Regions from separate parts of the Homo sapiens genome. Here region 2 is linked to region 1. A link is a contact called in ENCODE Hi-C or POLR2A ChIA-PET data. All regions are on one chromosome and are shown on one strand. The core of a region is the stretch at or near the end of the contact, and the rest is flanking DNA. Distances in the headings are between cores, read along the strand shown. Region 1 holds the start of RNF24 (ring finger protein 24). Region 2 holds the start of FASTKD5 (FAST kinase domains 5).

What was found. A loop is a pair of places that touch in the nucleus more often than their neighbours do. ChIA-PET counts read pairs that join two places held with the same protein, here RNA polymerase II (POLR2A). Pooled maps may share reads with other maps.
Region 2: a loop to region 1 is called in a pooled map, with 4 times the contacts of the local background. The contact joins the promoter of FASTKD5 here to the promoter of RNF24 in region 1. A Hi-C loop is called at or near these places in 1 of 37 single-sample maps with no recorded cell type and 2 of 50 pooled maps. POLR2A ChIA-PET finds 5 or more read pairs at or near these places in 1 of 52 experiments (Panc1).

Annotation. Positions count from the first base shown.
Region 1 is chr20:4,013,364-4,018,675 of GRCh38, reverse strand. RNF24 (ring finger protein 24) reads left to right here and starts at 3,118. Exons shown (of 6, transcript NM_001134337.3): 1 at 3,118-3,239. RefSeq lists enhancers at 1,391-1,992, 2,196-3,128 and a silencer at 3,012-3,611.
Region 2 is chr20:3,157,140-3,162,451 of GRCh38, reverse strand. It overlaps FASTKD5 (FAST kinase domains 5), which reads left to right and starts at 2,587. Exons shown (of 2, transcript NM_021826.5): 1 at 2,587-2,686. It overlaps UBOX5 (U-box domain containing 5), which reads left to right and starts at 2,587. Exons shown (of 5, transcript NM_014948.4): 1 at 2,587-2,686.

The DNA of each region.
Region 1 (5,312 bases), core at 1,869-4,368:
AGGCCAGATTCCACCTGTCCAGTCCCAAAGGAAAACTTTCTCCTTGACCCTAAAAACCAGTTGGGCCAGTTGATGACACAGCAAAATTTTAATAAGATGAGTCTCCCTGAAAACAGCAACTGGACACGGCCCCTCCTCCTTCCGTTCATTCTCTCATTCTCTTTCCCACTCACCCCTAATTTTTTCAAGAACAAAAGACATGAAATGAGCCACTCCATCCTCTACCCTACAGCCTGATTGGACTAGTGAATTACTAGCCAAGCTTTCTAAACAAACAAACAAAACAGGTTTCCAAACGCAGGGCAGAGGAAGGAAGCCAAAATAAGGAAGAAGAAAGAAAAGGAGCTCAGCCTTTCCTTCTCCTGTGGAGCCTCCCCAGCCCACCAGGGAACATCACCTCCACCAATAGCCACAGCAGACCCACTATGTGCCAGTCACATATTAGGTCCTGGGAGATACTGATCCTGCTGATGAAGGACTCACATGCTGGTGTGGTAAGAAAATATGCAAATGAGCAGGGACCTTGGAGGGTGCCTAGTGCTGAGAGGGAAGTGGGTACAGGGCACAGGTGGGGATTCTCAAGGAAAGTCTGTCAATAAGTGGGGGCAGAAAAAAATACTTTATCAAAAATGACTTTGTAAATACTTTACTTTTTTTTAGAGCAGTTTTAAGTTTGCCACAAAAGTGAGAGGAATGTGCAGAGTTCCCAACTAGCCCTTCCCCCCTACACATACATAGCCCCCCCATTATAAACATTCTCCCACGGGAGCATTTATTACTATTGTTGGACCTACATTGGCACATCATTATCACCCAAAATCCATGTTTACATTAGAGTTTGCTGCTGGTATTATTCATTCTATGGATTTAGACAAATGTGTCATGACAGGTATCCACCATTATGGTATCATACACAGAGTATTTTCACTGCCCTAAAAAGCATCTGTGGATTTTCAGAGAAAAGAGCAACTTTTGCATGCTAGGTAAGTATTGCTTTCCTAGTAGGGGAACAGCAGGAAACAGCAGTCACCTTGGTGACTACTGAGGTGAAACACCATGGTGCTGTTCTGTAAATGGCTGGAAAATAAGGCTCAAGGAGCCAGATGGGGCAGGGAAAAAGAAAAAGACAGAAACACAGGCAGATTTGAATACCATGAGAATCGATTTGCATGAGAATGGATTGAGACTTCTGCAACAGCCCAGGGGAGAGATGAGGGGGCTGATTTAGAACAGTGAGAGGTTTGAGCAAAGCAAAGTTGAAAAGACCCTCCAGGTAACTGCTATGATTGACAGCAAGGAGGGCAGTGTTCCCCCAGCACAGCCCTGGCACAGGCAGCTCTAGAGGAAGCCTGGGTCTCCCACTCCCTTCCTTTTGCCACAGTCTCCCTAGCACATGCCTCCACCCTTCTCTCACTTTGGGGGACTGTGACCATTGGGTGGCAGGTGACTTCTTGAGAAATTCACTAATGTTTCCCTCTTTACTTCCTCCCTGCCTTGGTGGTTAATGGTTTGCCAAAGCAGAAGGAACATGCCTCTAGGCGCTTGCCATGATGACTTTTGCTTCCCAAAGTTAAGCTACTGAGCTGTTTATGGTTTATGTGATGGGGCCTGAGAGATTAGGAGAAGGAAGGAGAACTTCTGGGGGACACATGGAGACTGAGGAAGAGGGGGCAATCATTTTTGCAAGCTCTGAGCTGCAGCGCACACACAGTCAGCTGTGGAGCTTCACAGCCATTCCCTCTGCAGGCTCCTAGCCTCTCCAGAAACTTCCGTACCCCAGGAGTGGCAGACACAAGGCGATGGGAACAAGAGAGTATCTGCAGAATACACTGCCTGCTAAAGACAAGAGAGGACTCCCCAGATCCTTGCCTTGGTATTGCAGGAAGAGCTCAGCCTCCCAAAATCGGAGGTCAATTTATTGCCTGCCCTGTAGAATGGGAGCCGGAGGTTGAGGAGTGGATGTAAATAAAGGAATGCACTGTTTCTTGCACACACCTCTCTCCACTATCTGGGCAGAGTCTAGGTCTCATCCATCACCAAGGTTCTAGCACTCAGCTGAGAGGCTGCAGCAGGAGGGGCAGATGGAGGAGGGTGCGGTGCATACCATCTCCCCATCAAACCAATGGGCACCACGTGACCATTCTTGTGTCTCTGGGGACTGTCAATCTGCATGCTAGGAAAGGGGTGGCATTCCAATCTTTCATTTTTTTGTGTGTGAGACGGAGTCTTGCTCTGTCACCCAGGCTGGAGTGCAATGGTGCGATCTTGGCTCACTGCAACCTCCGCTCCCCGGGTTCAAGAGATTTTCCTGCCTTAGCCTCCCGAGTAGCTGGGATTACAGGCATGAGCCACCACACCCAGCTAATTTTGTATTTTTAGTAGAGACAGAGTTTCTCTATGTTGGTCAGGCTGGTCTGGAACTCCTGACCTCAGGTGATCCACCCGCCTTGGCCTCCCAAAGTGTTGGGATTACAGGCGTGAGCCACTGCGCCCGGCCCCATGCTTTCACTTTTAAAAATGCTTGTAGGGCACGCAAAAATACTAAACGGTCGATGGAGAAGGTCTGTCTGGAGTAGTTGTTTTTTTTTTTTTTTTTTGAGACAGAGTCTCGCTCTGTCGCCCAGGCTGGTGTGCAGTGGCACGATCTCGGCTCACTGCAAGCTCCGCCTCCCAGGTTCAGGCGATTCTCCTGCCTCAGCCTCCCAAGTAGCTGGGACTACAGGCGCCCGCCACCACACCCGGCTAATTTAATTTTTTGTATTTTTAGTAGAGACGGGGTTTCATCGCGTTAGCCAAGATGGTCTCGATCTCCTGACCTCGTGATCTGCCCGCCTCAGCCTCCCAAAGTGCTGGGATTACAGGCGTGAGCCACCTCGCCCGGCCTGTCTGGCGTAGTTCTAACCAGGAACAGAGCCAGCGGCCAGGGCCGCACCAGGCCTGGCCAGGGAGCGCCGCGCCTGCGCACTGCAGACTCTGAAGCCGCCGAGCCCTCCGCCGAGGTGGGTGGGGAAACTGCCCGGGCATCCGGGTCCCTCACCCCGCCCCCGCTGCATGAATGAGAGGCGCGGCGCCCGCCCCTCCCCCGGCGGGCCCGCCCCTCGCGAGGGGCCGCCGGGCGCAGTCAGCCGCCGCCACCTCCGCCGCGCTCTGTCCGGACGGACGCTCGCCGCCCGCAGCCTGCCGCCCGCCGCAGGGCGCTGACGGTCCCGCACGTCTGCCGCTGCCACCGGCGCGCCCGAGTAAGTGAGCGAGCGAGGGCGGGAGCGCCGCGGCCGCCGCCCCCGGGCTGGGGTTTGGGGGACCGAGCCGCTCCGGGTTCGGGATGCTGAGGAGACCGCGGGCCCGCGCCAGCCTCCCACACACACACACTCTCCCGGCGCCTCGGCCGGCCGGGCGCGGTGTGCAGGGGTGAGGCGGTGTCTCCAGGCTGAGGAGGGACGCGGAGGAGGGTCCGGCGCGGCCCCGGGACTGGAGGGTGAGTCCCTCACAAAGGGCGGAGCGGGGCTGTCACCTGGAGATCACGGAGGGAAGGTGCGTGGGCCCCCGCACGTCCTGCTCGCCCAAGCCCTGGCATCGGGTCCCCGGGCGTGGGAGGCGGCTGGGATGAGCTGGGAGGCTAGGAGGAGGATGGCGAGGACGCTGCCCCCGCGTTGGCGGTGGGCGCGCGCCTTGGGGGGTGCGGCGTGGCAGTGTTTTCCTGGTCCCCGTCCACTCCTCCCCTTTCTTTGTGGCGCTTGTCTCGTGCCCCGTTGTCACAGTGTGCATGGCAGTGGTCGGGGTGGAGACCTCTTCCCTCGGCTTACTCATTAATGAAAGTCACCATCTGTGGGCAGGGGGCGTGTGTGGTTCCACAGGCCGGAGAATTAAGGACCCTCCTTTGTTTCTGGAGACCTAATGATGTGTGTGTGTGTGTGTGTGTGTGTGTGTGTGTGTGTGCGCATTCAAGTGAAAGGGACATCTATGAAATGAGAGAATCAGAGATTGTCAAAAAGGGTATGAGGAAAAGGGGAGGGGATATAACTTCATCACACCTTTACCCAATTCTTTACCTGATGTTATTTCAAACAGTTTTTTCTCACTGTAAAACCAGTGGGTTTTATTCATTGGAAATGTGCATCTAAATTCTCATATATCTGTGTTTCTAGAATACTTTGCCTTTTTGGGCTTAGTTAATGGTAAGATTCTCATGTCTGTCTACATAGGAATACTCCACCGTACAGGACACTGCTTTCTGGGTTTAGTTCATTGATAATTTGTCCGAATGCTCATAAACATGTCTATAGGAATACTCCAATATATCTAGGACACAGTTTTCTCCGCTCCTGAATACAGGCAGATTTTGTTTCTTTCTGCCTCCCTGTGTTAATGAGAAGGTAGTCCAGCAGGTTCTCTCTACCTCCTTGCTTTTTTTTCCCCTTAATGCTTTGGCAGAGGGTTTTATTGCATATTACCCTGGCATGCGCCCTTGCTTTGATGTGAATTTTCCTGTGTTCTGTTGTCTGGTTGTACAGCCCAGCTCAATGGCTCCTCTTACAGGACTACTGGAAAACAGAACACCTTTTTTCATTGTCCTCATCTCCAGAGAGAGAAGGAAGCGCTGTAGGTTCCCACAAACGTTGACTCTGTCAGACTGCCTGCCTGACTTTGTTGTGTTGGTAAAGTTATGAAGAGTTGCAGTTGTTGTAGACCAATTAAAAAGAGGCTATTGGGATAACACCAGCTCTTCCTTGCTATTTTGGTTTTAAAACAAATGATATGAATTTTGCAAGATAGTTGTTAACTCTGGTTGCATGATGATTTTCAGTTTCTTTTTACCCATATACTTTTACAGGGTGTTGGGAAATTAGCCACTCATTTACAAGAAACACACCTCCAAGGTATTTTTATTATGGGTCGGGTGCGGTGGCTCACACCTGTAATCCCAGCACTTTGGGGGGCCGAGGTGGGTGGATCACCAGAGGTCAGAAGTTTGAGACCAGCCTGGCCAACATGGTGAAACCCTGTCTCTACTAAAAAAATACAAAAAATTAGCCGGGCATGGTGGCGAGCGCCTGTAATTCCAGCTACTCGGGAGGCTGAGGCAGGAGAATCGCTTGAACTCCCGGAGGCGGAGGTTGCAGTGAGCCTAGATCGCGCCATTGCATTCCAGCCTGGGCAACAAGAGCGAAACTCCGTCTGAAAAAAAAGCTATTTTTATTATGATCTTTGGATTCAAAATAGCGGTTTTAAAAAATTAAGAGGCGCTTATATTGGATGATATGAATAATTGTATGGGTTCTGTTTTCTTTAAGATTCTCTGTAATATTTTTAAA
Region 2 (5,312 bases), core at 1,338-3,837, 860 kb after region 1:
GGGAAGAGTCGTGGTGCCATGTATATGCCCAGTGGGGCTTTCTCTTCAGCTCAGACTGTTGCCAAAGGGGTTAAAAGCTGGCTCCAGCTCAGAATCTGGACACTAAGCTGCTAGCCAGAAAACAGGTGACGCAGGACAGCTAGATGCAGCCTGCAGTCGCCTAAGCCACCTTACAGCAACTGGTAGATGTTTGCGGGCTGAATGGATAGAAGTGAAGACTGGGAACAGGTTTGCAATTAATGGCGAAGCCCCAAAGGCAAAAGGGACCCAAGCGTGCTGCACAGCAGAGAGCTTCCCTTTACAACAGTTCCTCTGTCATCCTCTCAAAGCACACAATCAAGAATGCACTCTGCTGTAAGTAATCAAAGGACCTCAAAGAGTGGTTTATTTTTCCCCAACCTGACAAGAAATCCGGAGGTGGTGTCATGGTTGTTGGATCCTCGGGGACCTAGATTTTCATCCTCCCACTGTTCCATCCTTGGCATGTTGTTCCCTCCTTACCACAAAGTGGCTGCCACAGCTCCATGAAGACATTGAGGCGGCCCTACTTTATCATGAAAAGTAAAAGCTTTCCCAGAGCCCTCCCAGGACCCTTCCCTTTAAGTCCTGTTGGCCAGAACTGAGCCACATGCTCCTCCCACTTCAAGGGAGAATGGGAATTTGAGTATTACAAAGAGAAACAGGATTGTCATGGCTGCCTAGGAACAAACATGGTTCATTCCTTGGGGGCAGGCTCTCTGCTTTCTCTGGGTTCTACTGGCAAGGACAGAGTCATAACAATGAATAGTGTTTGCCCTGGTCTGGCCTGAGGGAGAGAACCCTCCCTAAGCAGTGGTGTCTGTGGTCTGGGGCTCCAGATATTCAAACAGCGCTGTCTCCAGAGCTCAGGAGTTGGGATGTCAGGCTTGCCCCTCCTGGCAGGGACGTGTTCTTCCTACATTGATTTTGTCTTCCCTACAAGATAGGCCCTGGAGGGAGCATGATTTCTCAGCTCTCCTTCACACCCCTTAGAGCCAAGGCATTGACAAGATATGAAGACCCTGATCAGCAGATCTCAAGTGCCCTCAGGAATGGCAGCCTGGGGCCAGGACTTTCTGATAGGTAGAGGTTTAGTAGAGTCTCTTTCTTGTCTAGGTACCTATACTGACAGCTGTGTCAATATATGTACCCAGTAGGACCCAGCCCTCCTTCTTAGGGTGGTGGAGAATCACCCTGGCTCATGCTCCATAGCTCTGGCCTCGCTAAGCCCCAGCTCCACATCCATTTCTCTCAGCAGGCTCATCTATCCATCATGTCACTAGCTCTTTTCCTGAGAGCACTTTACAGATACATCTCTATTATAAATGCATTAAAAAAAAAAAAAGATGGAGTCTCACTGTTGCCCCGGCTGGAGTGCAGTGGTGCAATCTCGGCTCACTGCAACCTCTACCTCCTGCGTTCAAGTGATTCTCCTGCCTTAGCCTCCCAAGTAGCTGGGGTTACAGGTGCACGCCACCATGCCCCGCTAATTTTTTTTTGTATTTTTAGTAGAGACGAGGTTTCACCATGTTGGCCAGGCCGGTCTCCAACACCGGGGATTACAGGTGTGAGCCACCACACCCGACCAATGCATTGTTAAAATTAGACAGGTGTGGTGGTGCATGCCTGTGGTCTTAGCTACTCAGGAGGCTGAGGCAGGAGGATCACTTGAACCCAGGAGGTTGAGGCTGCAGTGAGCCATGATTGCACCATTGCACCCCAGCCTGGGCAATGGGGCAAGACTTTGTCTCAAAAAAAAAAAAAATGTATTGTTTTTCTCACTGTACAGGCTTAGAGAATTTATGTGGGCCGGGTGCGATGGCTCATACCTGTAATCCCAGTACTTTCGGAGGCTGAGGCGGCAGTATTGCATGAGCCCAGGAGTTCGAGACTAGCCTGGGCAACATAGGAAGACACTGCCATCCCCGTCTCTATGAAAATAATAATAATAATATAACAAGAATGAATTTATGTGACTTCTCCAAGGCCATAAAACCCTGAGTGGTGGTCCTCAGATTTGAACATGTGTCTAAGCTACTTACTTTTTTTTTTTTTTTTTTTTTTTTAGATGGAGTCTCGCTCTGTGTCCCAGAGCTGGAGTACAGGGGTGCCCAGACTGGAGTACAGTGGCGAGATATCGGCTCACTGCAACCTCCGCCTCCCGGGTTCAAGCGACTCTCCTGCTTCCGCTTCCTGAATAGCTGGATTATAGGCGTGCGCCACCACGCCCGGCTAATTTTTGTATTTTTAGTAGAGACGGGGGTTTCACCACGTTAGCCAGGCTGGTCTCGAACTCCTGAACTCAGGTGATCCGCCCGCCTTGGCCTCCCAAAGTACTGGGATTACAGGCGTGAGCCACCGCGCCGGGACTAAGCTGCTTAATGACTTCCAGAGCGATCCATCCAGGAAGGTGTTTTCCCTCTGCAGGTCCTAGACTCCCCCTGCCTCCTCAACAACGTCCTCCAGTGGAAAATGTCCTTGGGAAACGCTGACAGAGTCTTTTGAGCCTCGGCCGCATCCGTCACTCGCGCAGCAGGCGGAAGTAGCGGGCAGTTGGCCGGAAGTGGGGCTGTGAGGCTCGGAGTCGCCGGAGGAGCCAGTATCTGTGTCGCCGCCGCCCGCGGCGTCCCCGGTTTGGTGTTGCGGCGCCCACCTTCGGGAGGATCAGGTGAGTGGCGGCGGCCGGGGAGGAGGTCGCGGCGGCCTCTTTCCGCGTTCACGACCGTCCTGGGCCTTGGCCTGTGCCTCCTGTCCTCCCGGCCGGCCCAGAGCTGGAGCGCATCGAGGCCTTGTTCAGCTCTTGGCCTGGGTTGCCAGTGCCTCTCGCAGGCCTGGCTGTGGTGAGAACTTCAGTGACTCTCGCCGCTCCTGAGTTTGTGATCTTTGGCAGGGGGCTTATCTGACCCTTGATTTTTTTTCCTCTGTGAAATGGAGATCGTAACAGTACTTGTCTCACGGTGCTGTTAAGAGAATGTAGTCAGATATTCTGCCGCGCCTCTCATCACACTTTGATGTGCCTGCGAATCGCTTAGAGATTCTGATTCTGTAGGACTGGGGTGGGTTCTGAGATAACTGTGTTCCTAACTAGATTCCAGACGAGGCTGAAGCCTCTGGCACGCAGACCACACACTGAGTAGCAAGGCCCTACAGTATGTTGCTTAGCATTTGGGATGCGGAGTCTTCGGTAAACATCAGTATGATAGGATATATACCTTCCCCCCATTTTTAGCAGTTTCTCGTTGCACAAGCCTAAGGGTAGTATTGATGGCCTTCTCCCTTTTTCTTTCCGTGGGTAAGAATAGTTGCTCTTTCTCTTTCTGTGCAAACCGTGACACAGCTCTTCTGTCTTGACTCAGGGAACTTTGGGTCCCCTCATATCAGCTGTGTTCATCAGTCTTGGGTGATGCTTCACTGATCAGACCCTTGGACAGTGCTTCATCCTGTGGAGCTGATAGCCAGCTGCGTTAGCACCAACTGTGGCTGGCGTTTTGTGCTCCAGTCATTTGTTGCTGCTGGAATCTGAATTCACGTTTTCTACACTTTGTGAATAGTAAGAATGGCTGCCTTTCCAGAACTAGATTCTGTAGCTCACTGACCTGAATGGTCCTGGGCAAGTCCTTGGATAGTTTGCTACTACCTGGTAGACTAAAATAAAATCTGGGCCGGACACAGTGGCTCACGCCTGTAATCCCAGCACTTTGGGAGGTCAAGGCGGGCGGATCACGAGGTCAGGAGATCGAGACCATCTTGGCTAATATGGTGAAACCCCGTCTCTACTAAAAATACAAAAAAATAGCTGGGCGTGGTGGCGGGCGCCTGTAGTCCCAGCTACTCTGGAGGCTGAGGCAGGAGCGTGGCGTGAACCCCGGGAGGCGGAGTGTGCAGTGAGCCGAGATCGCGCCACTGCACTCCAGCCTGGGCGAGAGAGCGAGAGTCCGTCTCAAATAAATGAATAAATAAATAAATAAATAAGTAAATAAAATCTGAAGACTCTGTGCTGCATAACATAACTTAAAAAGTGAGGCCTTTGGCAGTTATGCAGGTCTAATGTTTATTAGTCAGTATGATTTTCTTCCCCATCCATTGGTTTATTTTTTTAGTCCCTAATAAGGCCTTGCCATTCATCATGTGAATAAGTCAACTTTGATATAAAATAATTCTAAGGTCAGGTGCGGTGGCTCATGCCTGTAATCCCAGCACTTTGGGAGGCCGAAGTGGAAGGATTACTTGAGCCCAGGAGTTCGAGACCAACCTGGGGGCAACATAGGGAAACTCTGTCTCTACGAAAAAAACAAAAAACAAAAAAAACACACAAAAAAACAAAATGTAGCCAGGCGTGGTGGTGGGCTTGTAGTCCAAGCTACTTAGGAGGCTGAGGTGGGAGGATCGTTTGAGATCCTTGAGCGATCCTCGCCCGGGAGGTTGCCGGGGTGAGAGGTGGGGGGCAGTGGTCGAGGATGCAGTGAGCGGAGATTGCACCACTGCCCTCCAGACTGAACAACAGAGCGAGACCCTGTCTGAAAAAAAAAACAAAAGAATTCTGAAACTCCTTCTTTATTTGTCTGAAGTATGTACTATACAGCCTCTATACAGCCTTGCAAATTGTAAAAGCAGATAAAACCAAGTGTTTATTGAGCTAACAGTTATAGGTACTTGGACCATTTATTTGGGAATTTTCTCTTATGACGACTGTGTGCATGCAGCTACTTCTCTTTACCTGCCTGGATTTTGTAATTCCTCTAGAAGCCCCATTTAGATGGGCTGAGAGGACATGAGTGCCTACTGCCTGTTGTTATATGGAGAGGTTTTCTAAAGACAGGGTTTTATGAAACCCTTTAAAAGCAGTAGCTCTAACAGAATCATCTACAGGGCTTAGTCATACTATATCTACCCACATCCTTCTTGCCATTCTGATAGAGGAATAGCAGAGTCTTAAAAGAGAAGCGGAAGGGCTGTGTAGCTGAAAAAGTTTCACAAATGTTTGTGATGTGCTGTTTTTCTCCTATCAGCATGGAGTCTAGAACAAAAAGGAAGGGATGGATTGCTAGACTGAATAATTTTAGTTTGGCTTAGACCTGCGAGTGACACTGAACTTGACCTAAACACCTTTGCACTAGTGCTTCACCTTCGCAGTACTGGTAGACTCCTCTCTGAGGCCCTGCTCCCGTGTGGAAACAGAAACACAGAAGAGTCTAGCCCAGTTAACATCCACATTAACAGCTAAGGTCCTTACTGCCAGTCTCTAAGCCCTCACTAGGGGCTTTGAAGTTTTGTAGATTCTCAGCAGAATACCT